Regions from separate parts of the Mus musculus genome. Here region 2 is linked to region 1. A link is a loop called in an ENCODE intact Hi-C map of the cell type or tissue named here. Cell type or tissue: heart. All regions are shown on one strand. Links, peaks and the distances in the headings refer to the core of each region. The heading gives the core; the rest is flanking DNA.

Evidence for each region. Peaks named below come from ENCODE experiments on the same cell type or tissue, not always from the same donor. Only the 100,000 strongest peaks of a DNase experiment are listed, where the experiment ranks them.
Region 2: it touches region 1 in a loop (2.3-fold over the local background); 5 of 42 quality-filtered maps call a loop at or near these places.

The regions. Positions count from the first base shown.
Region 1 is chr5:50,053,224-50,065,336 of GRCm38, forward strand. It overlaps Adgra3 (adhesion G protein-coupled receptor A3), which reads right to left and starts at 5,773. Exons shown (of 19, transcript NM_133911.1): 1 at 5,329-5,773. The coding sequence starts at 5,552. It overlaps Gm36702 (a long non-coding RNA gene), which reads right to left. Exons shown (of 3, transcript XR_001784857.2): 2 at 8,738-8,861; 3 at 7,160-8,116. It overlaps LOC115490186 (a long non-coding RNA gene), which reads right to left and starts at 5,320. Exons shown (of 2, transcript XR_003955916.1): 1 at 4,911-5,320. In heart, for the core only: a CTCF peak has its summit at 6,013; DNase peaks (open chromatin) are centred at 5,238 and 5,828; H3K4me3 peaks cover 2,264 bases; H3K27ac peaks cover 2,374 bases.
Region 2 is chr5:49,977,277-49,989,389 of GRCm38, forward strand. It overlaps Adgra3 (adhesion G protein-coupled receptor A3), which reads right to left. Exons shown (of 19, transcript NM_133911.1): 12 at 10,198-10,401; 13 at 2,084-2,297; 14 at 1,667-1,875. Among named protein-coding and RNA genes, the nearest start is that of Adgra3, 76 kb to the right of the region's middle. In heart, for the core only: no CTCF peak of the experiment used is centred there; no DNase peak of the experiment used is centred there.

The DNA.
Region 1 (12,113 bases), core at 2,223-10,222:
GGCGCAGAGAGACAAGAGGAGGAGAAGAAAGTAGAGAAGAGAAATACAAAATAACCTAAGGCCAAGCCATGAGGACAGTCAGTGAAGAATTCCCAGAAGTTGGGCCAGCCCATGAAGGATGCAGAATTTACAAGAGCACAGGTTCCAAGCTCTATAGAAGGCTAAGTACAAACTGTATTCAAGGTGAGAGGCACGGCAGCTAGACGGAAACGACCCACAGAGTAAAGGTGGATAAGACTCCATTCTAGGGCAATAAATAAGATCTTGAATTCAAAGACAGCAACCTTACCCAGTAGCTACCTGGGATCACCGCAGGTTAATTAAAGGGGGAGAGGAGCGTGTTCCACACAAGTCATTCTATTCTGTGTGTGAGTACATTGTGTGACGAGGGAGCAACCTACTACCCACAAGGAGCTGTAGCTTCAAGCTGAATGCAAGTGGAGAAAGCAAGCCTGTTGGCTATTTCCTTCTGAATTTAGGACCAAACTGGACAAGACTCCACCCCGATGACATTATGCAACCCCCCCCCCCCATGCCATGACTCTCCAAAAGGGCCCTTCTTCCCCACCTCTTCCCACCATCCTCCCTCAACATTCTTCCTTCACCTCTGTTCTTAGGGAACACAGAAGGCCCCTCTCCCTCCCACTTACAGCTGCCCCTGCACTTGCTCCTTCATGCTCCTCTTGGCTATACCTTGTCTCCTCTCACTCTGGCAGGGAGGGAAAGTCCTTGCTACCATCAAAAGCCACACGCTCTACTTATGCTCAGCCCCATCTATCTTTCCTTCCACCGCCATTTCTCCTCCTGGCAACTCTCTCCCATCCCATTCAATATACCCCCATATGCCCCAGGAAACCCAAATCCTTTAAGAACACCTTCTGCTTTTTTCACCCAGAACTCCTGCTTCATCCATATTTGATTATACCTTTCCCAATCCCCTTCTCCCTTCAAGCTACAGAGCCTGGCATCTTTCACTTTTGGTGTATGGACGGGGCTCTTAAATGGCTGTCAAACCTTCAACTGTCAAAGACGAGTCTCGGTGTGTCTGCACTTGATCTCTGGGCACCTCACCACCAGGCGGCTTCTCCCACCATGATATCTCATGATTACTCTTCTCTTTGCTCCGGCAGCCTCAGTGGTTTCTCCAGGAGAGTAGTCTTCATTTATAATCTTTTTGAGTTCCAACATCCCCTGTTTTCTGCCTGGGACCCAGCCCCCTTTTCATCTTGTTCCCAGCAACACCAACAAAGCAGGTATGAGAAATACCAAGTGTGTCAAAGTCAATATCCATAAGCTATCTCTATACTAATGGCCCAACACAAGACCCCCAGTCCAGTTGGGCTGGCAGCCAGCCTGCTCCCTTATGCCTTAAATGATCTCTGTCCTCCAACTGAACCTTCCCCTTCCCTGAGGCCCTACTCAAGTCTTAACTTCTTGCAGGAAAGAAGTACTTCCCAGGGACTCTGTACCACCCCAGACTTCTCCCCCTTTCAAGTCTCCTAAAACATCATAAAGCAGTGCAGGACTTTTGTATAATTACAGGAATTCTTTAATTGTACCTGAATGTTGCCCACTCTATCTATCCTGTCCTTTCTCGCCAACAATGTTTAATTAAGTTCCTGAACACTCCAAGGGTTCCTTTTCTTGTACCTGATACTGACTGGGCCACATCAGAGGCGTCGAAACAATTACCAACTGACAGAAAACAAACATAACATTTTATAAAATCAAGACCCAAACTCACATGCACTGTTTTCACTTATCAAACTAAGAGAAAACCAGACTTCATTCCTGAGTGACAATTCCCGACTTAACTGTTTCCCTACAATAACTGTGAAGGCAATACACACGGACACACATGGCTAACCCTGTAAAGCTTTCAGCCAATCACGTTCTCAGAACTTTTAAAATAACATATGTAATAATATTTCATATAAATACAGAGATGTAATAAATAATTTGTGTCCTGTAAAACTATTAAATGCAGGTATTTTTTTGTTCACTTTCTCTGTAAACTTCATAACTAAAATTTATCTCCTTAACAGAATCTACAAGAGAACCTGGGACCGAGCATGCTCAGGCCAAAGACCTTTGCTCAACTTCTTTTGATAAACACAGCATCTGGAAGTAAGAAGTGTTCATTCTCAGGGTTGAAAGATGTCACAGTGTCCACCTATAGCAATGACAAGTTCCTCGCCAGACAGAAAACTAGCCTGTCCTTGTCATACTCACAATCCAAGCCAATTAAATGTTCCTCTCTGCAGTAACATGACAGCTCACTGAAAACCCTTGGACACACACACTTAAGGCCTAAACACTAAACCAGGGAGCCAGGTATTTTCTAATGTCTCTCTCTCATGAGCATCCAGGCAAGGGACATTTGCCTCTACTATTCCAATGCCACAAACTGCACAGCATCCTAACTGAGTACTACCCTCCGGGAGCCTAGGCATGCAGGAGCACTCTGACTTCAACTTCCTCTTTGCCTCCCTGCATCAACTATTTTCTTCAGTTGTCTTCATTTTCCCAGAATTGGCTCAGGGTTTTCTGACCCTAGATCACACAAAGTGCCAAGGCTTGCTGTCTTCCTCTGGGCGGGCCCTCTTCTGCTCAATGTGCATCCCGATAATAAAACATTTAGCACACTGCTCTAAGATTTAGTCAGAGACTGTTCTCCAAATACCTGGGTATCCCTCAAGAAGAACAGTTGCTTGTTTTGCAGTGGTGGGAATCAAACTCAAAACATTGTAGAGACTAGGCCCACTGTGTTCATCCAAGGAGCTACCCCCCTCCCCAGCCCCCAGGATCTTGATTTTACTTCTGTGTTAAAATGAAATATATGGTAATTAACCCACCACAAAGATATTTGTCCAAGCCCTAGGTAAACTGCCCCTACCTATGTAACTTTATTTGGAAAATAGGTCTTTTCAAGTATAATGAAGTAAGAGATTCTGACAAGAGTCCTTAGAGTAGCCCCTATCCCAATCCAAGACTGTTCCTTTTTTGAAAGAGAGGGTGAGAGATGGAGAGGGAGGGAAAGAGGGAGGGAGGAAGGAAGAAAGGAAAGAAGGAGAGGGGCGGGAGGGGGGGAGCCACCTAAGGCACTAAGACAAAGGAAAGAGAGCCAGGTGAGAGACTAAAATATACCTATCATAAACTGAAGGGCACTCAATGCCAAAAGAATCAAGAAAGGAGTCTATCCTAGTTTGTGAAGCTGACACCTTAGACTCTGGTCTACTGAACTGAGGAAGACTAAATCTATTATTTCAAGGAGCCAAGCATGTGACAATCTACAGCAGCCTTAGGAAACTAACAGACAACCCAAACTTCCACACAGCGTCTTCTACCAAGAATCCCCTGAAGGCAAAAAAACATTGAACTAACAAAGATGAAGGCAGGTGTGAGCATCTGATGAGACACATCTCAACTGCAGGGCAAGAATCTGGGACCAGGACCAGACACACAACCACTATGGGAACTTAGATCTGCCTTCACCCACCGTTCTTGTGAAAGCCTGTCTAGCAATATGAAACAAGTAGCCTAGGAGCCCTTCCAACAGGCTTGGAATACTCTGACCATACTTCAGCAGTGGCTTAACTGAGCCTTTACTTACTTGCTGGTCACTTAATTTTATTAATTTTATTTTTATCTAACCAGCTTTCAGACATAAACAAGGATCAAAATGACATTTCAAAGGCCTTAAATGGCTATACGCATGCAAAATCTGATGCAATAATTGATAATAGGGCAAAAGGTGATTTTGTACAGCAATATCACCAAATTTGCCAATACCTTCCGTATAATGGATCCATTTCAGGACAAGTAAACGCAAACAGGAATCAGGCTGAGTGCCGCTCACTGACCTAGCACTGGGGTGTTTATCCAGTCACTACTTAAGTCACTTGGGTGACTAATTTTTCCAGTCACAGGGGACTTCTCCAACACTGGGCCTTTCTCCACCAGACTTAGACTTTAATTAAGGTGCCTACAATTTTGTTCACTTCAAATCTGGCCAAAACCTAAATAAATAGAACTCCTGACGTCGGCCAAATGGCAAAGGCAACACCGAAGTGTTGAGTCAGTAAGAGCCCAAGAAAACGAAAACTACTTTACCCATCTTCAACCCGAGTGAGCAGAAAACACAGTTTCTTGTGTTAAATGTCTCCTTATCAAAAAAAGGAAGAAAGAGAGAAAGAAAGGAAGGGAGGGAGGGGATGGAAATAAGTCAATAAAGGTGTTGACTAGGCTATGTGACTAGGCTATCCCACCAAATATCCTTCCGTATAGTTAGGCTACATTAAAAATCCTACTTTAAGTGGGTTCATTGATCACACATGTCTTTTCCTTTATGTATGCATAGTGGCAGCCTTGATTCTTTTTTAAGAAACCTACCAAAACAACATAGGGAAGCAAGACGCCCAGGGACTCAGATTTCAGCCTGCCAAAATACCCGCTACAAACACTGTGACTCAAACTTTTCCAGACCAATTCATCTTTCACAGAAAACTGAATCTAAAGTCACTGGGCCAACCGCTCTGTCCAGCTGGCACAAAGAACCACGTTTCCAGGACTGAACCCTGGATCCTATAGCACAGTTGAGTTACCAAACTTTTCCTTCCAGGTGGAAACCCACACTGAAAACCCGAAGTCCTTCCAACCTCTGGAGGGCTCACTCAACACACACTGTTTTCAATCCCGAAGTTCCTGGCTTTCCCGAGAGCTCTCCGACTTCAGTATGGGGCTGAAATGGACTTGGACAACTTTTATCTTACATTTCTCCGAAATTAGTAACTCTAAAAGTTGTTCTGAAAGAGCACTAAAAGTAAGGCAGAAAGCGACGAGAGCTTCGTAGAGGTTTGGAGACCACACAGAGCCACCCTAAACTGTGGCGTCCTGCAAACTGGATCTACCTCAGGTGCAACTTCATTTCCACAGTTAGGATGAAGACTTCGGAGCACACAGGGTGTTCCCCAGAAGCCCCGAGCCAGGATGAATGAGCTTGGACTGCACCGACTGAGTGTTTATTAGCATCTTCACGTGGTATTCGGCGGCCGGAGCACAGCAAAAGCAGGGATGGCATGGGACGCTCCCGGGAACCCCGAAAACTTTTCTTTGCAAAACTAGCAGAGGGGGAACAGAGGCGGTTGCGAAGGCGATGGGCCACCCTGGTCCCACACTAAGCCACAGGGCTTCTCCAGCACCACCCCCAGCCCGCCGCCGCGCGCACACAAAGGAGCGTGTATACCCGGGAGACCCCCGCGCCCATTCCGCGCACCCGGGAGCGAGGGAAGCCCAGGAAAGGGCAGCGGGGCGTCGTGGGTTACTCACAGGGTGACCGTGCGGTTGGGCAGCGTGTCCGGGGGCAGAACCTGCGCGAGCTCCAGGCTGCTGCACACCACCTTCCCCTCGGCGGCGGCGGCCGCTCGGCCGGTACCCCGGGCCCGACCGTCGTGCTTGCAGCCCGCGGGCAGCGCCGCGGCCCCGCGCTCTCCTCCCCACAGCAGAGCGAGCAGCGCCAGCGGCAGCAGCAGCAGCGGCGGCGGCGGCTCCATGCCGCTGACCGGGCCTGCGGGGCCGAGAGACGGCACCGGCCTAGCGGGCGGCGGCGGGGCGGGGCGGCCCTGGCGGTGGCCCGAGCCTCCCGGCGGCCCGAGGATCGGTCCCGCTTCGCGACGACATGCTCCTTTGTCCGCGGCCGCGCTCGCCCTCCGCGGAGCCGCGGGGTCAGGGCCGCCGGGTCCCAGCTCGCCGCTCGGCCCGCGGGAGCGCCGCCTCCTCCCGCCGGCTCCTCCCCGCGCGACCGCTCCTCCCACCCCAGCCCCGCGCGCTCTCAGGCCCGCAGCCGACCCGACCTCGACCCGGGCACGCCCCCAGGTCCTGGCCGGAACTCCGCTGCTCCTGGACCCAGCGGAAGAAAGTTCTAGACTAGTCTAACTCCAGCAGCCCTGCGGCTCTGCTCCACGTTTCCTGGCGCCGCCGCCTGGCAGACAAAGCCGCCCTGCACGCCCCTAAGAGCCCTGGCTGGAGGGGGTGAAGTTCCTTTCTCCAACCTGACGAGGGGAAAGAGCCTGAAACCAATCTTTCCAAAGAAAGGCCATGGTAGAAAGTTTCATTATCCGCCAGAGCCAGAAACAGGTTTCTTCCCAATAAACTGAACTCGGAAGCTGCCCCTGGCCTGAAGCAGCTGTGGGCAGGCTGAGGATGCATGGGGACCATTCAACCGAAATTTCTGAGTCCACAGGTAGATCAGATGTTAACCAGTTGGAGCAACAGTGACGAAGCAGCCAAGAAACCCAAGCTGAATTTTATTATTCATGCCAAAGACCGCAGACCCCACCCTAACATTTGCAAGACCAGGGTTCTCCTACCCTATGTTTAAGTTTATAGAGACTATACAAGCCAACAAAATGAGTTTTATTCTCCTTTGAGAAACAGACTTCCTTAACATCCAGGAAGGAGCAACTTGGTATACAGAAACCTCGCGTACTTTGGAGTTCAACCCTGTAACTTAGCAGGTAAGGAGCACGTGATCACAGCCCGTGGACACAGCCAGTGGCCTGTCCATCCCCTGCTGGCCTTGCTTCCTATACTGGTTCCACTCAGCAACAGGTGGGGCGTGGCACCTGTGTACACACCTGTGCCCAATCAGCCTATCCGTCCCTCCCAACACAGCCACCCTTAGGCTGTCACAGAGACAGGAGTGGTTATTCCAGCTGCTTGATCTTACATCGAGAGAACTGGAAGAGAAGCAGGGTCCATGGCAGGCATTTTTTAACTTGGATCTAAAAAGACCTCCGAAAAAAAATTTCCAAGATCATGTCCCAGATATATGTATTTGGCGTTCTCCATAGTAAATAAGCTACCAAGACACTTAGATAAGTGCGAATTGTGCATCACTTGATACTTCTTGAGATTTAACTATCTAATATCTAAACACAGTGGTGCATATAGCATCTACTAATACATCAATGAGGAGAGAATTATTCTGGCTCTGGAAGTTGGCATGTGACAAGGAAAAGAGGGATCCAGACCTATAGTATCCAAGTTAGTTAAGGGTGGCTATCTAGAGCTTAAAATTTATCTACAATTCTGTAGGAAGTGGGGTTTTTATTCAATTTCACTTTTATTAAATTCAGCTTTAAATGCTATTACATATGTGTTGAACAGCACAAGTCTGTGCCTACAGTGGCTAAGAAAAGTAAGAAATCATAGCCATTATTAAGTCACTTAAAATTTACAACTAACTATAGGTCACAAACTCATATTTTCAGTTATAGTGAGGTTGGTCACCTTTCTGTAGAATTTATATGAAGATGATTACCCCTCCCCCTCCCATAAAATCAATACCTGTCATCATTACCTGTTCTCACCATAAAAATAAAATCTTACCATAATAATTTGAAAGCTTTTATTTGCCATGTTGCTGTTGATATAGCCATAGACTGGCGTATCATAGACTACATGAAAATGTTGATAACTATCACGGAGGTAAATGTGTTTGACTCTTCTAAGACGTACTTAGCATGCGCTTTAAGTTTGGCGTCAGATTTGTACTTCACGATGGTTGAGAATATTAAAATATAAAATCACCAGGAAAGGGTAGGTCACAAATAAGACCATGAATCTAGAGACAAACATGGATGAAACAATCCTATTCTGTGGGCCAGCTCAGCTTTCTTCCAAAGAAGTCATTCCGATGAGTGTTGAAAATAAGTCATTTAAAAGAAAAAAATCACAGAGTGGAGCCGGCTTTAGAAATTCCCAACACTGTAGACCCCAGAGTGTGCCGAGCGCTGAGTCTATGCAAGCACCGGGACATGGAGCCCTCCCTTAGAACTGCATAGATCTCAGAGGACGATGGAGTCCGAGCTTGACAGCTTCACCAGAATTTAAGCTGGAATTAAGCTACTCTCACCCTGACATCTTCTCGCCAGACAGGTCCAGTGACTGCTGCTCCTCCCTCAGGCCTGGAGCACGTGGCAACATTTGAAACTGTAGGGCTTCCTGGGTCTTGAGTTCTCACTGTGTCTGTGACTGTCCCATAGCAGAAAGTTCTAGAAACTGAGATGTTACTTCGTAACCATACAGGAACAGGGCAGCATCACGTTGGCTGTTGCTTTAAGGAGGGGGTATGGACCACATTCAGCATTTCATCAAGAACAGTGGTTCTCAGCCTTCCTAATGCTGTAACCCTTTTAATACAGTTCCTCATATTGTGACACTCATGTTTTGTTGCTACATCAACACTCTAATTTTGCTACTATTATTAATGGTAATGTAAATATCTAAATATAGATAACCCTAAAGGGGTTGAGACTCCCAAGTTGACACTCACTGGTCTAGAGACCAGTTGAGACCCGCTGGTCTTGTAAGGTTTGTAAGAGATATCAAACATGCTTTGTTTTTCTTGATTTAAAATAAAATACTGTATAAACTGTGTATGTCTGCGTGAATACCTGTAATGAAAATATGTTTTAATATATGTGTTCATAGATAATAAATGTGTCTATCTAAATTTACTGCTAACAGTTCCTTTTAGGAACCTTTTCCCGTCACCAGACTATGAGCTTCTAGAAGCCTTTCTTGATTCCCCCTTTCAAATCACTCTCTCTCTTTCCTCCATCTTGTGCCTCTGGAATCTGGATTGTTTAGATCCAGGGTCTAATGATTATCTAAACTTGGCGCATAACTTCCTTCTGTTTGAATTTTACATCTGTGTATGTTAGCTCTCCCTTACCACAGTTGTAGCTCCCTGATGGTCCCTGTTTCCCATGGCAGGTTGCTGCCCAAAAGCCACTCTTAAGCTTTTCTGAGGTGCATCACTTTCCAGCCATTCTTGTAACTACTGGTGGCAGATGACCCTGCAAAAGGAATCAACAATTATGCTGTTCACTAGTGTATATAAATTTAAGTGTGTATAAATTTAACCTAAAAGCTTGACAAGATTTTACCCAAAAATTCTATTTCTCAGTCTTTCAGATCAGTGCTTCCTAGCTGCTTATAACTGATGAATATCAGTTTGACTTCAGAGATTCTACAGTAGTTGTAGAAACTTCTATGTGTCATCTGTTTTAAAAGAGCCTATTGTCTAGAGACCTGGCTTGGGGATATAGAGCACTGATTACTATTTCAGAAGTCTATGGTTAGATTCACAACACCCACAGGGAAGCTCACAACCAGCTGTAATTCCAATCACTGGAGATCTAATGCCCTCTTCTGACTGCCTCAGGCACTGCGTACATGGAAACATAGAAGCAGGCAAAACACCCAAACAAACAAACAAACAAACATGCCTAAAGCCTACTGTGTGATTCTGTTAAGAGGAAGATGAGGGAAAAAGGAAAAGTGGATGCTAATAATCCATCCCTTTTTCCCACCACTGACATTTGCAACCTAGAGGTGAAATGTGTGTTTTGTAATCAGAAGGCAAAAAGCCTCAAGGAACACTTTAAATCATAGAAGGGTATTTAAAAACAGAAGCATTCAGCTTACTGAGATGATGGTCAATTGCCACTCAAGCCTCTGGACTTCTTTCCCTCAGTGGTGAGTATCCTTGCATTTATGTCACCATTGTTATAACTTTCTACCACCTAGGGCAGTCCTGGCACAAAAGCAACTCAACGGCATTTGATAATTTACAACATTTTAGATGTACTCATTTCTATGTTTCAGACATCTGCTGCTATCCCTCAGCCATGATGACTAAAGATAAGTTTTGTTGAAATAAGCATTATGGGTGGCCAAATATAAATTCCCAGCTATTGTTAACCAATGTGAAATGGATAAAGTTCATTCTTCTAGGATCAGATAGAAATGTGTAATGCCATGATTAAATTTACAGCAGGAAAGAACATCAATTGCTAGCACTTGAAAGGTCTCTGGAACACCTTTTGTAAGCCTTAGTAATTAAACAGACATTCTCAGTTCACTTTTGTGTGCTTGGATGGTAATCTATTAATTATGACATCTGTGGTTTGTATTTTTAGTGTTTTCGTAGCATGTGTTAGAATGTGTGCTTGGTCATTACCCAGGACCCAGATGGATCCACAGTGTTATCTCAGATATCCTGCCTCTTACACAGCTTTGGCCCCAGCTCTGGCTCACTGGTTAGGAGATACAGTGCCCTTCAGCAAGTCACTGTACGTCACCTTTTTAAATGAGGACTTAAACCAGCACAGGGTTTAAAGTGCAATTTTTGTCCTGATGAGCCATGAAGTCATTGTTGGTGTGCGGCAGCTGGGCTATTATTGGAATGTATCTTCATGACACCACTACTCTCTTTAGGTGACCAAATATTTTTCTGAAATGATATTTTCCTTCTCCATTCCAGTGTAATTATTATTGGTTATAAATACAAAGGAGAAATATGAGGCAAAATCCAACCAGCCGTGCCATGAGAAGAATTACCTTGATAAAACAGCGGGCACCAAGTGTTTTTATGTCCAGATCTGTTAGCACAGATTCATGGAACAAGAAGGCTTAGTCTATGCTTATATCACATGGTTTGTTTCATACACAGAGAGACATTGCTGGAGAGATGGTTCAGTAGGGAAGAACACTTGCTGCTCTTCTAAAGGACTGGAGTTTGGTTGTGAGCACTGACGTCAGGCAGCACAGGAACGCCTCTACTCTAGTTCAGAGGATATGTCATCCTCTCCTGGATTCTGGATGCATCTAAATGCACATGTCTCGGCATATGATCAAAGTGCATACATGCACATACACACAGATAAAAGTTAATATTTTTAAAACAAAGGATTGGGAAAAATTGAATCATTCTCCATACTGGTTCACAATATCACGGTCAGTGTCTGGATTAACTCATGTATTTGCACTTTTGTCTTTGATCTCAGACACATCGTTGTCCCTTACTGATGGGGCTTTAAAGGCTCAGCTCTGAGGTCAGAAAGCAAGGTGAGCTGGCAGGAGACCGTAGGGACCATTTGTTCTACTGGGCCCATGAAAACAATGCTTGCTGATCATACTTATAACCAGCCAAACTGCCCAGTGAAGGGCTGTGGATTGTGTATGTGCCTTTTGGACACAGCACATGTAAGGCTAGGTTAAAAGTCACTAATGAGGCTGATTTTCAACCCAATTAGTAGAGTGCTTCAAATGTCCCATGTATATTCAGGAAAGCACGAATAGTGGGCGTCTCCTGGGCCTACCCATTCTTTTCTGTGTATAAGTACTTCTCTCATACATTCCATCGCTTTTATCTGCTTACCACATCTACTCTGTTTGCTTTCCTATGTCTGCCAAGTCTCACATCTCTTTGCTCATAGACTTAACATTGTTTCACTCTCTCATCTCTCCCACATTTTTTTCTAGAACATGATTAAATCTTCTCAACTGAAACTTAAAACACATAACAGAGAGTGCAATGGCTTTAAAAAAAATTTAGAACCATAATCTACTACAGAAGTATAATGTCTTTCTAAGACAGTATTTCCTGAGTGTCTATGTTGCATGTATGTCACAGCCTGTCCTGTCCTGACTATGTATATTATCTATGTGGTGCTTCAGTCCTCCATATAAAGTCATAATGCTTAACATCTATTAGCAGACTAATAACTGTTGATGAAAGGCTCTGTAGCAGATTTACCAATCATGAAATGTCCACCTAAATCTTTGTTTTCAATGATAGCTTCCTCAGGGTCAGCTGATAGGAGCAAAATTCATTTTTTGAGCTAAGCAAAAGGAGATAGTATGTTTGAAACTATTCCATTGTCAACAAAGTAATTACTTCTTTGATTTGGCCTGTGATCTGGAATATTAACCACTATGCATCCCGTCTTTTGGTACACACACACACATACACAAACACACCACAGCTTACTGTTAAGTTTGATTTTTGCTTTAGCTGTTAAACTGGAGATGAAACCCAGGGCTTGCTTTGTGCAGGCCACACAAGTGCTTCACCAATGAACTATAGCCAACTCCTGTTGATTTCATGTTCTTTCATCACTTAGAGACCCCAAACAAATGTTACCATGTCACAAAACAAATACTGTAAATTAGTGACTCTTTAAAACATTAAATTTACGTACATTATTTCAAACATGACACAAACTATGTTTTATATTCTAAGTTGCTTCAATCTATATGTTAAT
Region 2 (12,113 bases), core at 2,224-10,223, 76 kb before region 1:
ACCTGGAGGTAAGTCAGTGGATAACTTGAAAAATCAATTCTCACTGGGCATGGTGGCGCACGCCTTTAATCCCAGCACTCGGGAGGCAGAGGCTGGCAGATTTCTGAGTTTCAGGCCAGCCTGGTCTACAAAGTGAGTTCCAGGACAGCCAGGGCTACACAGAGAAACCCTGTGTCGAAAAACCAGAAAGAAGAATCGATTCTCTTCCCCCACCAATGTGGGACCTAGGGATGGAACTCCGAGCTTCAGGCTTGGAGAAGAGCACGTCGCCTACACAGCCAGCTCACAAGCCCAGCAGTGCTTTAATTCAAAGACCCTTGCCGAACAGTGAAATGTGAATTTCCAGAATCCAGACACCTCATTAGCTATGAACACTGGCTTAAAGAACAAAAGGTAAACACAAATAATAATAATAATAATAATAATAATAATAATAATAAAAGTTGGTTCTACTGGTATGTAGTCCTCCACCCTTCAAAGATCCCAAAACTGTGCAGGCGGAAGTATAGGTATGTTGGATACGGTTCAAGTGCACTGCTTACAGCTGTGTGCAAAGATTCATGGTGTCACTGTCACCACAGTCCTATCACCTACAAAATATCCATTTTCAAGCCTCATCTGCCAAGGAACCAGGAAAAGCATTAAAAAAACAGAAGCAAGGAAAGTGAAGGAACAAACACTGGGGAAAATGATTATAATCCGGACTTGCCTCAAGATCATTTCTATTGGCAAATGCTATCACATCTTAAAAAGAAAAATCACCAAGTATATAACAAACTCTGTTTCAAGATTATCTATACAAGTATAAGTACACTTATAAACTATATGTAATACATATAAGTAATACTGTCTAGATACCAGATTCACAACTGAAATTAAACAGGGGAGACTTGGCTGTTTATGAGCAATGTCTCCATACCTGTAGTGACCTCTCTGTGCTCTGCACACACAACCAAGACAGTGGCACCATGTAACAACTGCAAAATAACAGCGAAGTAGCTACAACAGTAACTAAAGTGGGCCATTTCATCCTCATGTGCTCAGGACAGAGAAGACTGAAGCAAGGGTCTCCAGGGTCTCAAGATTCAGGCCAAGTATTTTAGGAGACCTGACTGCACGTATTAACAGAAGTTCCTTTAAGAATGGCTAATGGTCAACAGCAGCGGTGAACCAGAGTGGGCAGTGGAACTGACTGACAAACAAGTGACAATCAAACCGACAGCCTTCAGTGCTGTTCTGCAGCCACAAAATTTATTAAAGTCACTGCCATCAATTCCCACGGCCATTGTCCACTCAAAAGGCTAACAGTGTGGGTATGTGGTCAGAAACCTTTTGTGAATTGCTGTGAATCCTTCAGCAAAGAAATCGCCCCACCCTGAAGGAGTCAGACTGCAGAAACCCAAGCCATCTCTTCATGTTTTAAGGAGGTCAGCGCCTAGCTGATCTGACTCCCTTATAGTTCACTGAGAAGCCGCTACAAAGTGCAAGCACATTCATTTCACTTGGTAGTAACTCAATTTCCCTTGAAATCCAGAATCACCTCTTACATAATTAAATGGAGCCAGTTATGTTAAGTTAAAAAGTAAATTCTTCGTTTGGGCTTAATTATGCATAGAGAACCATTACAATATATAGTATTTATAGACCAAGTTAACAACGGCCACACCATTAGCACAGCATAGTTGCCCAGGGAGCCGCACTGAATGGTGGTGATGTTCTCATCCGAGTAGAGTATACAGCACCCATCTGACTTCCAGCCTCCTTGTCCGTTCAGCAAATCAAAGTCCCACTGCGCTGCAACCGCATCTGCTCCGTGGGCAATTCGGCGCAGCGTCACATTAACAGGGATGTGGTGGGTATCTACGGTTGCACCATCTGGAGAAAATGGGAAAGAACGGTATTTCTCAAACAAACTTCATAAACAATTAAATGCCAACTTATACACTGATGGGCACTCTGCAAGATCCTTTTTCACTAGTGACTCATTAAATCAACAGAGAACAAAAATAAGCATATTTTTAGGAAGAGCAACCAATAAAGCCACAGTGCCGAGCGACTGTCGGGTAACATCTGCCACACAAACCTATTTTCGTGAGGATCACAGGGGTCACTACTGTCCGCCGCTTGCCATCGTCTGCCAACTTTGTTGAATTTCCTGTGGCTGGAAAAAGCTTTCCGTTGCGGAAGGCAATGAGCTGGAGCTTATAGAGGGCGTCATCCGCCGCTCGGGCTTCTCGCTTGTGTTTTGGTGACAAAAGGGAGGAAGGAAGCTGAATGGAGGCCTCCATGATGGTGTTCTGAAAAAAGATGGATATATATTATAAATAATATATAATATATATATGATATATATATATATATTATAAAATTCACCATACTAGTGTGAAAAAACTTGAACAATGTCAGGTAGTCAAGAAAATGTTCAAATTATATGCTAAACATGTCTTCAAAAAGTGTATACAAAAATGAATATTTAAAACAACTAACAAGTCCAGAAAAAAAAAAAAGTCTGAGCAGTCCAGAGCAGCATAGGTCAAAAGTATAAAAGAGAGAGAAATCCAAGTTCTTGTTCCAAGAGTTTAAAAATAAGAGAACTGTTCATTTCCCCCATGACAACATACGCAGCTACGGCAGGCAGCATTAAGGAGATGGAGAGCTCCAGTCATCAGTTTTACAGTTACCAAGAATAAGCAGGAGGGGCGAACAGAGTCAGGTTCACACAATAAAAGACCAAGATTTTAACGAGAAAACCGAAGTTTAAACTCAACACCCCGCTACTTCAGCATGTGTGTCCCTGCGACTAAGAAACAGTGCTTGGGAACCACAACAAACGGAAGGGAAAGTGCTTGACAGCCAGGGTGCCCTCACTTCTTCACAGCTGAGCACAGCCGGAAGGTCCAGCAGCAGTATTGTCTGTGTCTACTGCGGATTTTAAGTTACAATTCAACCTTAATAAAACACGTTAACTTTAACAAAGATAAGCATTCAACTTTAACAGGAAAAAAAATCTGTATGCTCATAGATTTTAACCTACCTGAAAATATTCACTAAAGGAAGAATTTATGACAAAGTCATTTTCTTAGCCACCAACCCCTTTCTCCCTCCAAAGCAATCTACAGGGAACCAAAAGAATTTTTTCTTGAAAGACAAAGGTGATTATTATTGTACTTTAATAATACTTTGCTTGTGAGACTTTTAGAATACTGCCCCACATGCTAAGGCACCATATAATTTGACTAGAGACTCCTGCTTACATCTATGTCCTAGCTCAGAGGTGGAGACAAGAGTGCCACAGCAGGAGCCTCTGCTCTGCATGGGCCTAGTGTGCTGGGCCGACCGGGCCCTGACATCAATGCCCTACTATTCTGCTGTCTGACAAACTCCTGAATCTATCTAGTGGACTTGCTTTTTAACAAGGTAATTCTGTTTACAACAGAAAAGACAGATCAGAAGGCATGGCCGGCCGGCAGCCAAGAGAAAGACTTTACACATGCTCTTTGGTGGAAGAGTCATTCCAGTGGCTTCCTAGGTGGCTGTCCCCTCTTCTGGACGATAAAGAGTATGCACACCTGTGTTACACAGTCAAGTTCTACAGCTCCAACACATGCCTCTCTCGGCTTATTAACTAGACAGGAAGGAATTTGGGCTGCAGATAACATTATTCATTTTTTTATCTCCTGTGTACTACTTCCTGTCATTTACATTTACTGAAAATAGCTCACTGTTAATAAATTTAACCAAGTCAACATGGCATGCTTGCTGAAAAAAAAAAAGAATTAAAAGGTTGTACTGAAGCAAATGATTGACTGTGTAATTATTTAAGTGCTCTGCTTACAATGCCGGCACAGCAGATCCCTGGCTGTAATCTGCTAGTGTTATTTGAGATATTTACATATTACTTTTACATTAAAGACGTCATGAAAATATGTGTCAGAATTACTGTCTAAGGAAAAGCATGCAAAGGCTCCCATTATTCTTACAAATATGAGGCATGGAGAGGAGGTAGAAAGGATGAGAGCCAGGGGGGATGGAGGACACTGGGAGACCAAGGCCTCTAAAGCAAGGAAACAAAGCACAGATGAACTTAGAGATGGAAGCAGCAAGCACGGGGCCTGCACCGGACTGCAGCAGCTCTTCTGAGTATTTGCCAAAGCTCTCAGTTTAGTGTTTTTATGGACTCCCGGGTATGAGGACAAGTGGCTCTCTCTTGTCTCTGCCTGATTTTAGGGCTCTTTTCTGTGCTATGAAAATATATACATTTGTTTTAAATGTATAAGAAGTTACCTAAAGATAAAAAAGATCAAGCCATCATTCAATTAATAGTTCATAACCCTTCACAAAAATGATACCTTCTCAAGCTTAAGAATTACAAAATTCATAAAGTAGTCTTACTGAAGAACTCAAAATTATTAGAAAGTAAACAGAGTTCTCCAGGAGAGTGTCAGTAGTGATAAGGAAATTGATCTTTGGGGTTGAAGAACACATGGCAGCCTGATGTAGGCCTGGACTTTGGGGGCATACTGGAAGTAAGAAAAAAAGAAGCACTGAACGAGGACAAGAGAGCCTCAGCCATCCTAACTCGGGCTTAGACACCGAACTGATTATTACATTTCAGAACTAACATCCAACGTGTTGAAAAAAGGAGATGTAAAAGTTTGAAATTTAAAAAAAAATTTAATCTTAAGCTTGTAAAACTAATCAAAAACAATAAAGAAAAAGCTCATAGCAAGAGCTACACACCCACAGCCTTTACATAGTCAGGGCTTTTAAACTTCCTTCAGAGCCCAATAGAGAAAATTACCAAATCATAACTACAGGTTCCATGAGACAAGAGGAGCAGCCCAGGGTGCTGAGGAGGTGAACTGCAGCTGCATCAATCAGGTCCACAACTCGTAGTAAGAACGCAAAATGTATGTTTCCTTCCTGTAAGAGAAGCGTGCTCACCATCGATGGGAAGGCGGTAAATCTAATTTTAGAAATCACTGAAGAACACGTAATATGTCACATTCCTCATGACTATACCTTTGTCTGCTGGCCTGAAGGCAGAAACAGTTTATAATTTCAATTCATCACATGTGGTTTTTAAGACTGTGTGGATTATAGCAATGAGCAAGATATGTACACATAGAAATCACAGCTAATAAATGGGAAACGTCTCTTAAGGAGCTGTGAGAAGCGCAGGACTGTGGCTTCTAGTAATCACTGTTGGAAGATGGCGGGCCTTGCTGCAGACAGCAGGCAAACATGTTTGGAGTGGCTCCCTCCTGATTAGGGGACAGGGTAACACTGCTCAATTTCCTTCAATTTGTGTTTCAGCCTCAGAACAGTTCCAATGACCTCTGTATCACAGGATGGAGGGAAATGTGGCCAGGAGGGCACAGAAACCGCAGGGCTGCGGGTGCGACGATTACTATGGCTCTGGGGTGGGAGGACCATGGTGTGGGAGGACCATGGTTGGGGACCAGGAAGAACACAGTGCTGACTTAACAATAAGCTAGAACCGCATGTTCTAACATCTGCAGTTTTGTTTCACTATGCCAATAGGTAAAGCATGAACACACATATGAAAGGCGTGTTATCATGAGCCTTTCAGTACCATCCATGGCAAATTACTAAAAAGAAGCAGGATATAGGTTAACTCAAACCTGAAAGCAATTTAGATAGATGTTAGCATCTTATGAAATGAGATGGCCTTCCTCCATTAGTAATATTCAAATTTTAAACAATATTTTTTAACTTTTATAAAATTCTAACAGTAAAGTCAGGATGAATTAAAAACCACTGAATTTTAAACAACAAAATACCAATTGATTTACTCCTGCAATTGTAAAAACATGCCATGTTCTAAGGCACCTTCTTGTCTGTAACTAGACATTTAACTACCTTGTGCTTCTTTCCTGCTGTAGATAACGAGGGTGGGGTGCTTTCAGGATTCATTTTCAACTGATTGTCCTTGTGAAGAACATTTAACTGTTAATTTTATTTGACAGTTTTTAGAGATTAGGTTATTTTGTGTTTGGCCCTGTGTGGTCCCCAAAGACATGATCAGGTCCCTGCTATCAAATATTCATAATTTAGATAAGAGAGAGAGGTGAGGCCCACTGCCACAATGTACTAAGAATACAACTAACCCTGAGAAAGCGTTGTTGTAAATGTCAACATAGACAACTCCTTTCATCTTTTCAAAACTGTTTAAGTTTGGTGCCATTTCATGAGCCTCTGCCAATAGCATGGCACAGAGAGTCTGAGAAGCAGAGACCCTGGTCCCTGGTCTCTGTCTACACAGCTGTAATATGGAAAGAGAACGCATGGAATGCAGGCTACATAGCTGCAGAGGTCACAGTCAGTCATATCACATGACCTTGGGGAACCAAGGCACCATCAGTAGACTTGCAACTATTCCAGCAAATGAACAAAGCACCTTGGGATTAACAGAGACTAATTCTGCGAAGAAGGAAAAGAAGCAGCAGTCTGCACAGAGCCCCAGAGGGAGAGAGCATCAGAGTGTCTTCCAGGCTGGGAAGAGCTGCGCACTTGAGAAAGGGTAGGAATCAAGGCAGGAAGAGTGAAGGCACTTAATGACTGGCCTGGGAAATGGTGAGAGCTTCAGCTGGGATAAAGCCCCAGGTGTCTGGGATGAGAGACGTGTGGGATGTTCAAGGATAACTGGTATCTAGTCAGTTATAAATGGTTGTCTCTTAGTTCCTTAGAACACTAGCTGACTTCTCACATCCCTTGTAGTTCTCTGGCAATGGACTCTGCTGCATCACATGAACGTGCCTAGATTGTGGTTTCAACAGCCAAAGGGATCGCTGGGATATCACAGGAACCACTCGCTATGGAAAGATCTTCACGGTGCTCCCAACAGAAACCCCACAGGGCCAGTTGGCACTCAAGCAGCTACATGACAGGAAGGGAATTCAATGGCGTGCTCACTAGGAGGTTAATGATGGTACACTCGTCCAGCAGTCCTTAGCCCAGGTAAAGAAAGAATTTTAAGGAATGGCGTCAAGACACAGAGGTTGAACAGGAATGTGCAATGCCTTGGCAAATGCAACCTGCTCCTAAAACACCGCATGACTTCTTCATTTATGAATTCTGACAGTGAGACATACTCAGCAGAAAACGTCCTTTGACCTTTGGTCTTCCCTACGCTAATAACTGGTAGTGTCATCCTCTCTTGTAATACTGGGCAGCAGCAGCAAGCGCAGGTCCTCAACTGGCCATGAGGCCGCAGAGTGGATGTCAAGACTCCACAGCATCATGTGCTGTTCAGCTAGAAAATACACGATCTCATGTATAGTCCCTGTATTCTCAGCAGCATTATTTTCAACCAAAAATAGTTTAATAAAGGTGAGTTTATACTACAAGCCAGGAAAGTCTGCATGGGAAAGTATGAATCTAGCTAGGGTGCATGCAGGGATGCACAAAAACAAGCCAAAATATGCAAGAAGCAAACAAGCCAGATACCTTCTGCTATGTAAAGGCATCTTTCAAAAAAAAATTTTTTTAATCATTTCATTTGTTTACATCTCAAATGATATCCCACTTCCTGGTTACCCCTCCACACTCCCATATCTCATCTGCCCTCTACCCCCTCCCCTTTGCCTCTATATGAGGGTGCTCCTTCACCCACCTGCCCACTCCTGTCCCACCGCTCCAGTATCCCCCAATGCTGGGGCATCAAACCTCCATAGGACCAAGAGTCTCCCCTCCCATTGATGTCAGACAAGGCCATCCTCTGCTACATATGTATCTGGAGCTATAGGTCCCTCCATTCACACTCCTCGGTTGGTGGTCTAGTCCCTGGGAGCACTGGGTGGTCTGGCCAGCTGACACTGCTCTTCCTATGGGGTTGCAATCCTCCCCCACTCCTCCAGTCCTTCCCCCAGCTCCCCCATCAGGGTCCCAGAGCTCAGTCTGGTGGTTGGCTGCAAGCATGGGCATCTGCATTGCTCAGGTGCTAGCAGAACCTCTCAGGAAATAGCCACACCAGGTTCCTGTCAGCAAGCGTAAAGGTATCTTATACGGGTTCAACTCAGTGCTAATGTGAGTCCACACTGAAGGGAGATGCAGTGAATGATTGGATGCATTACTTCAAGTAATCTAGTTAGCATATTTTTGAAGCAATTTTTAAAGAATGAAGAATTGCCCAGCTTCAATTTTTAGGGGTGAGGAAAGTCCCCTGATAGAGAAAGCTGAAGTGCATTTTCTACGACTGACATCCAACCATCTAATTAATTCTGCATCCATTGTGACGGACACGCTCCTCCCTACCCTGTCTCACCAGAACCATCCATGGAACAGGAATAAGGGCACAGAGTGCCTTGTTCTCTAGCCACAGGATGATCTTAAATGGAGAATAGACTATAAGGTGCACATCCCTGAGTGGCCACGTGATACACTCACAGTTAGCTGGGGGTGTTCTCCTGAGACAGGGGCAGGCTGTGAAACCCATGAAGTACAGGGTGGCATCACTTCTGCCCCTTTCTACCAACCATAAGCCATCAATCTCAAGTCCTCCTCAGAAACAGACGCCTATCTCCAATGCACTCCATATGCTGCTATCTCAGCTTCTCTTTACGGAGTATTTTTTACCAAGAAAGGTGCAGGAAGGTAAGCTGAGCTGGACTACAGGTGGTGCCTGTGGTATCATGTACTCTCACCAGGTCGAGAATAGCAGATCCAATTGGCCAATTTGCCTCTGAGCACAGAGTACTGAGTACGGCGCCGCATCATCAGATCCACTTCAGACTGTCTTAGTGGCTACAGGATTTCTATACTCAGCACACTTAACTCTCCTTATGAAGGGCATCAGGGTGAACCATGAGGAAATACATGAGTTATCCATCCTCTGAGTGGACACATATCAAGTATCTTCATCATATCAGAGCACCTCTGTGATCATTATTTGACAGGCTCCTTATAGCTAAAAGCCACAGAGACCAAGACAGAGCTAAGTGAAATGCAGACACAGAGGTCCATCAAGGGGCTGCCATTCTGTTTCCAGTGCTTTCCTTCAATGTGGCTGAGGCAAACTCTGAAATGTGAAAATAAGTTTTTTTTTAAACTGCTCAAAAGACAATAATAAAAATGATATTTTTAAAAACATACACTGCAAATTTTGAATTTTTAAAAAATACATGTCACATATTGACATTTCTTTTCCAAAATTTGACATATGCCAAGACTCATTTCTGTAGACACTGTAGGCATACTGCCAAGAACCCACAATAATTCTATGGCTCAAGAAAATGCTTTAATATCTTAAAACCAAAAGAAGAAAACTTTTATATGGAAGAAAATATTTTGATAAATAATATTAATACATCTGCCTTTATACCACAGCAATCAGAAAAACAGCAGGTTTTGGTATTTCCAAGTGGAGAAAGGCAATATGAAGGCAAAACTTGTGCGGCCTGTGACGTCTGCATGCTCTACCTCTGTCTGAGTCTCCTTTAAAACAGCAGCACAATACTCCACAGCCTCCCACCAAACTCTTTAAAAAGACATACATGAAAAAAAACCAAAAAACAGCAAAACCAAAGCCCCAGTGTTTGGTAGCAGTGTCAGGAAGAGATCCCCTCCCCTCCCTTGTGCCAGCTGCAGTTGGGAAGCTGGCCCTGATGAGGTCAGGAGAGCAGGTGAGCAGGCGAGCAGGTTCAGTACCTCTCAGGCCCAGATCCAGGGCTTTGAACTGGCCCTCCCCAACATCTACCCCATGCATAAACTGCTGGACTGCATGAAGGAGCCTATCCTACACATGAAAAACTACAGGATCTTCATGGCACAGGGCAGCAACAGGATGTCTGAGAGGAGTCCCAGGGAGGACCCAGCATTGACAGAGTGGCAGAAGCCAGAGGCCTTGAACCACACCAACCAATCATTGCTATGAACATTTGTAAGCAAAGGAAGTGTGGACAAAAGGGTGTACGGTGGGACACACTGTGACACACTACAGCTTCCACAATGCGATTTTTTTTTTCCTCTGCAAGGGGGAGGTTACAGGCTATGAGAAAGGAGGGTGAGGACAAGGGGAGGGAAGAGAAGTCGGACTGGGGTGCACGAAATGACATTCACATGGAACCGATAAAACATTTAAAACATACATACTTTAGCAAGATTTCTGGGTAAAGCTAGACTGAGTATTCAAATTTAAGCAAAGATAACTTTAAATGGCCAGAGAGGATAGCACACCTTCAGGGCCAGGCTTGAGAAGGTGCTGGAGACATTGCATTTGAAGCTCAGCTGCTTATCCAGGTTTCCATCCGGGTCCCTTCGCCCATAGTCAGAAAGACCTGCACGGTCGGAGGCAGCCACCTTCTGGAACACGGAGCAGGTCATTCCTGTGAAGCCAGCAGCCTTGATGACGTAAGCCTCCAGAGCAATGTTGGGCGAGTACTGCAAAAATCAACCAAACAGGAGTTATGGAAGATGCAGAATGCAAGGTAAGGGGGTGTTCCAGGACTTCACAGACACACACACACACACACACACACACACACACACACACACACACACACACACACACACACCTTAAAGAAGTGAGGAAGGCTGTGAAGAGGGAAGACCTGAGGAGGCTGGCATGCAAGGGGCAGGTGGGCAAGGGGAGGAATGAAGAGATATTTAATTATATATAGAAATTAAAAGTAATAGTAACCTGAGGGCAGGCACTGTAGCTCAGAACAGAGCATTTGCTTAGCACACAGCAGGCCCTAGGCTTGAGCCTCAGCATTACAGATAAAAAGAAATAATAAAAATAATTCGAAAAATACCTTCCAGCTAATAAGCTAAAAATGTGAAGATTTTGTTCACAGGATGAGCTATGAGAAAAACCTGTAGCAACCCCCCCCCCATGTGCACAGAATGGCTGATAAGAAAAGGAGGGAGTCCTGATGATGCTCCCTCCGACTGCCCACGCTGCTGCTTCACACGGAGAACAAGCAGGCTGTCTGCACTGAATTCATAGAAAGAAACAAAAAGCTGCAGACTCATCCTAAAGCTGGTTTTTTTCCCCCTAAAAAAGGCAGATGCTGATCCAAACGGCAGAAAATAAACTGAGTTAAGTAGTAAATTAGGTCAGGATAATTGCCTAAAACAGATGGCACCTGCCGACCCTCTAACTTTGAAGGAATTCAAAGGTGATCTGAACTTAGGGAATCACTAAGATGTGCAAGCTGCCAATCCACAAACCACTATGCCTGTACTCTGGAGGACCCCAGCATCTCTCCCACTCCACCACCCATGCCAGCGGAGGCACAGGAAGAGAAAAGGTGACAGTTTCACTTTCCAATCTGCCGAGGTGGCAGGATTGACTGTTCATGTAAAGAAACCGTGGTGACTGCCTTGCTCTGAGGATGATTATGTATGCATTAGCGTCTATTATGCATGCATTCACACACTAACCCTGTGAAATCAGCATTCATTACACACATAGACTAATAAGGTATACTCCATATAATTGCTGGATAACAATCCACAAAACTCCTGTAGTTTCTGAAACATCACATCAACACAATTGATGCCTGAAACTTCCCTGGGGAAGCCCTGTCTTCATATCTTTCTTCATACACCTTCTTGACTTATTATACCAACCCCTACCCCTTTCCTGGTTTACTTCCTCTAGGCTCAGATATCTGTGGTCAACCATCATCTGAAAGCACTAAATGGAAATTTCCAGTTATAATACTCATAAATAACTTTTTTCTCTGTTATAATCTTTCTATGTTACCATTAGGTGTTATCAATCTCTTATTGTGCCTGATTTATAAGCTGAGCATGGCAGCTATGAACATAGAGGATAAAATGGCAGATGCAGAGCTCCTGACTACCCATGGCTTCAGGCATGCACTGGGGTCCTAGAATACTTTCCCAGGATTAAGGAAGGCAGCTGTGTAAGCAGATGTGTGACTCTTGGAGCCTGTTTTGCATGCCGAAATGGCCTTCACTCCTGTGCCATCACTTTTATTATGCCCTTCTATGGCAGAAGGACCTGTGAGGTGCAGCTAAGTAATCCAGGAGGCTGTGAGAGGGGAGCATGTGTAAACAGTTGGGGAGGGTATTGAAAGACAGGTGGGTCTCAAGTCAGGCCATGCCTCTAAGAGTGAAACCGC